Regions from separate parts of the Homo sapiens genome. Here region 2 is linked to region 1. The links are chromatin loops, found by intact Hi-C in ENCODE. Cell type or tissue: psoas muscle. All regions are shown on one strand.

Region 1 (2,500 bases):
TGTGGTCTTTAGAATTTTTAAGATTGGGGTATTTTCTGCATTTTCTTCTGTCGCCTTCAGAAATGATGAATACGTTTCCATTTGATTTCTCTCTCTTTTTCCAAACCCCAGCATATAAATAACGACCATATTCATGGAGAGAAGAAGGAGTTCGTGTGCAGGTGGCTGGACTGCTCAAGAGAGCAGAAACCCTTCAAAGCCCAGTATATGTTGGTAGTGCATATGAGAAGACACACGGGCGAGAAGCCTCACAAATGCACTGTGAGTACAGAAGTGGGTGGCAGGCACACTTGGGTCCTTCCCCATACTCATAAGAGCTGTGCAAACTGATGACACCAGCTCAGGGGAAGCGTGGTTGGGTGGCAAGAGAAGAGGACTAGAGTATTGTCTGGTGATAAATGCCTCGGTGTTTGAGTGACTGAGTTGGACAGCGCAGCTCTGCACAGTGGCAAGGGGGCAGTGGTGGCTGGCACTGGGAATGAATAGCGGGCCACCCTGCTGGCCGCAGCCCAACAGCTTATGGTACCACGGGGCTTGGAAGGCAAAGGGAAGTGCCAGCTTCCAACTTACAGAGTTGAAGTTGACTTTTAAAACAGCTAATCCCTATACGAGGTTTTAAAGTTTTCCCTTCCTTTCCTAGTGAGTCCTCAGGCATAGGCGTATGGAATGGGAAGGGGGTGCCGCAAGGTTGTGCATTCTTCACTGAGGTGCCCACGAGGCGCACTGGGCACGCTGAGCCCTGGTACTTTACATCTTAAAGGCCCTTTACAAACATGATCAAATTCCATGTCTTTGTATGGACACAAAGCTATATTAATGAACTTTGTGCTGAATCTGAAATCAGTGGGAATTTGAGGAGATCAATGAGCAGATAATGAAACCCATTGTCCACATTGAGCGGTCTATTAAAAAAAAAAACTTCAGGACTTTTACTGGCACTGAAAACTCTTTATCTGGAACTACACCAAGCTACATCTGAATCCCAATAAATGCAGAGTTTAGTGGACTTTTTGTTCCTGGGTTTTGAAAAGCTGCTGACCCTTGAAACATCAGTTTTTCATCAACTTGGAGGGCGTGTTAGGCATAAGCTGCTGTTGCCATTGTGCAGAGTAATCCAGATTTACCTGTTGTCCTCAGTTTGAAGGTTGCACAAAGGCCTACTCGAGACTAGAAAACTTGAAAACACACTTGAGATCTCACACTGGAGAGAAACCATACGTCTGTGAGCACGAAGGTTGCAACAAGGCTTTCTCAAATGCCTCTGATCGCGCCAAACACCAAAACAGAACGCATTCCAATGAGGTAAGCATCCTCAGTGGGCATGGAGCTTGCATAAGGAAACAAAGAACTATCCCGGGGAAGGCACATGGGAAGGCGCAGTGTGTTCTGTTTTGTTTTCCCCTTGGCCATTCCCAGCATGAGGGGCTCTGCCCCTGCAGGTGAAGGCTTGAGCTTCCTAGGTGGGACTGGAAACTGGATCTTATTTGGAGAATAATAAGAGATGAGGAGGAAACTTCTTAAAACCCCTGCGAACTTACTAGTTTCATGTTGTTTTGAACTGCCACCTACTGGTCAAACAGTGGGAGCATTTGACTTGGAATCTGAGCCAGTCACGCTGCCCAAAATAGCAGGAATCCATGCAAAGGATGACCCCATAAGCCCCAAGGATATATTAAGAAGTAGCATGTTGACAGCTGACAGCTTCCTGCTAAGTCATCCACTTTTATTTGCTTCCTCCAAGTGGTATCTTCAAATGGTATTATATCAAAAAAGATTTTTACAGAGCAACCAGCCTTGGCTAAATGCAATTTTCAGACATTCTAAATTCCAAAGGATCTTGGAAAATGGTCTCAGAAACCCAGAATACTTTCTAGGCAGTTACTTAAGAAAACATATTGAGTAAAGCTTCAGGGTGATTCCTGTTGTGTTACTGTTATTTTTAGGTAGCGATCCCCCCTAAATTGTAGAGAGGCATAAGAATAAAAATTATTCCAAATTCATTGCTTACATTTTAGTGAACATCTTCCTACAGACTTCCAATTTGGCCTTGGAGGTCTAGCTCAAATTCTGGCTTGTCTGTGAAATCTTCTCTTGAATGTATTGAGAGATTAACAAAAGGACTCCCCACATTTTGAGTGGAAATAGGATAGCTAACCAGAATTTGTTAACATGAGACATAGTTCAGCACCACAGCGTGTCATCAGTTTGCTTGAAATGTGTTAGAGAAGGAACATCGTGCACACATGAGACCCTGGAGTGGCTGTCATTTCATCTCACCAGTGCAGGTCAAACACATTCATGATCTTTCAGACAGAGAGCTGGGCAGAGAGAATCTTGATAGAAACAAAGTGAGCCATTCTGCTCAGTGGACTTTTGGCTTTAAGGTGGCAAAGATGGTTCTCACCATGTTTTCTTCAGCTGAAACTGACAGAGCAAAAACATCTCTAAAGGGATTAACTGCACTCTGTAAAAAGCACACTCACTCATAAACTCACACATG
Region 2 (2,500 bases), 600 kb before region 1:
TGTGGAGCTGGCTACCCATCATCCCTAGCTTTCATTTTACTTCTGTGATGAATTTGAGGAAATTTTACAATGGTCTATAGGTGAAGTATCATTCTTACATATAAGCCATTCCTCCAGAAAGCACATTACACCCATTATAGAGGAAATACTTCTTGAAAATAAAAGGCATAGGGCCCCTTTCTTGGAAGAATCTCTCTATAAATAGTATTAATTTTTTAGCTTAGACTATGAAAGATTAAGTGACGTGATCAAAGTTAGGGAAAGATTGTCTTTCTTTGATTTGGAAAGAGACCTGTATTTTCTCAGCAGCTGGCCTCTCTTTCCCTTAGAGTTTTGGAGCTTGGCCTCAAAATCTCTCTGGTGTGGTGAAAGGGCTTTTGCACTGGTTCTTTGCAAACCTGTAAAGATAAGCATGTGAGCCTAAAGGTCATTACTTCCTGGGGAAGAAAAAAACTCATGGCTTGAGGTTAGGAGGAAGAGCAAACCGAAGGCACATTCTCTTTTCCTTATATTCCTGCTGGCACAAAAGCAATTCTCTGATTCCTATCTACTCTGATTCCCTCAGCTACTTTTAAACAAAGGGAAAAATAATTCTGATGAGAACAAAATATTTATTTCTTCCACTCCAGTGTGGTCAGGGGTAACTCAGAAAGTTGGCTGAAACTTGAGTGCTGAGTGATGGTCTCTAAGCATCATCCAGCTCTGCCAAGTCCCTGGCCCTCGGGGCCACTCTGCCGGAGCTGAGGTTTCCTCTGCACTTCTTATACTGCAGCCCAAGCTCCAAGGGCCAGTGCTTCTTTCTGTTCAAACTTTCTGTTCAACCAAGCTTCACTAAGTAGGCACTCTGCCCTCTACAGCCATCCACCATCTTGGTCACCACATTCCTTGATACCAAAACCTTACCAGAGTCAACACATTGCCAGAATTGCATGACATTTATTGTGTGGCACTGAAGGGAGAGATGCCTCTTTCCCTTTCATTTTTGTGTGTTTATGCCCCTTCAAAGGGATTGCGAAGCAGCACTGTATATGACTGATTTCTTAAAGATACTTCTGTGAAATAACTCAGAATAATTTTGGTTCCTGATTTCATGAGAAAGAAAAGGTAAGTTTGATGAAGTTGTGATTGGAAAACAAATTTCAATAACTGAAACCGAGCTGTACTCAGAAATGCCCCTTGGTGGCAGCCAACACTCTGTTACTGAGGTGAGCCCTGTGTTCCTGACTTGGTCTTGCCCCAAATGAAGTTCTCCAAAGATGCTCCTCAGTCCCCATGAAAGCGGGCTTCTAGAGCTCTCACTTCCCCTGCCTGGATATACCTGAGTCCCATATTCAAGCCAGAATGCTCAATACAAGGTCACCAAATGAAATAGCAAAGATAGCAAAGGTAATATGAAGAGAATACCATTGATATTTTACACATCTTGAGTGACTGGTATTCACAGAGGTACAAGCGTAGTTTCCATTTACCTTCTTCTATGTCAGGGGCTGGAAAAACATTTTCTTTAAAGGAGCAGACGGTAAATATTTTAGGCTTTGCAGGCCATCTGGTTTGTGTCTGAATTACTCAACTCTGCTAGTGTAGCTCAAATCAGCCATAGACAATATGCAAATGAACGAGCATGTTTGTGTTCCAGTAAAGCTTTATTTACCAAAACAGGTGGCAGGCCAGATTTATTCTGCAGGTTGTAGTTTGCCAACCTCTGTTTCATGTGATTGAGGTATTTCAAGATCTTCTATCTTTGAAGTGTAAATGAAATGCTTGTAATTCATTTTGCTGATCTACATATCGAAAAAAAGCATTTGATTGATATTTTCTTTTGTTGTTGTTGTTCTTGGTCTTCCATTTAAATGTTCAGTGCTTTATAATTATGAACTGTTGAAACATGCCTTTAAGGTCTCGAATTGCAGTTAACTTGGGAGCTTGAGATATGAACAGTCTGGGAAATGTTTACTTAACTCAGTCATATTGCCAGAGCTAAGTAGGTATTTCTCAACCGCTCTCCCAAATACAGAAGTTAAACACAGCCTTAATGCTACCTCATGTGCACATGAAAAGACAGAAGAGGTACCTGATTCTTCTAAGACATCTATCAGCTTCTTCACTCCAACCCATTCCCAAGTAGTTTTAAGGCCACGATTATTTCACATCCACTTTCTGTAGCTGAGCCAAGACCATGCTATACACTTGATCTTAGCCAAAAGACTGAGAAGCAATCAAGACTACACTGTACAAACTTTCTCCTACTTTGTTTTCTGCCCTCTCTCCTTTGCTTTTCCATCCCTAGTTCCACCTTTTTGCAATTATGCCTTCAATGAGTGTCTAAAAATCGGCATATGCAAAATTAACATCAGGATTAAGAAAAAGATATGAAGAAATAAATATAGATGCACTATAGTTCCATGTAAGAGGATCTCAAAGTTGGAAAAATATTTCACTTTCTATTTCAAGAATAAGTTAAATATTCTTGCTTTTATTCAACAAACAAGCATGGAACAAC

The links. Hi-C counts contacts between places; a loop is a spot of excess contacts. Peaks named below come from ENCODE experiments on the same cell type or tissue, not always from the same donor. Only the 100,000 strongest peaks of a DNase experiment are listed, where the experiment ranks them.
Region 2: it touches region 1 in a loop (2.0-fold over the local background); 13 of 110 quality-filtered maps call a loop at or near these places.

Annotation. Positions count from the first base shown.
Region 1 is chr7:41,976,360-41,978,859 of GRCh38, reverse strand. GLI3 (GLI family zinc finger 3) reads left to right here. Exons shown (of 15, transcript NM_000168.6): 11 at 112-261; 12 at 1,138-1,302. Among named protein-coding and RNA genes, the nearest start is that of GLI3, 260 kb to the left of the region's middle. In psoas muscle, a CTCF peak has its summit at 1,561 (motif pointing left); a DNase peak (open chromatin) is centred at 1,609; H3K27ac peaks cover 1,555 bases.
Region 2 is chr7:42,573,575-42,576,074 of GRCh38, reverse strand. No RefSeq gene overlaps it. Among named protein-coding and RNA genes, the nearest start is that of LINC01448, 130 kb to the left of the region's middle. In psoas muscle, a CTCF peak has its summit at 1,165; no DNase peak of the experiment used is centred here.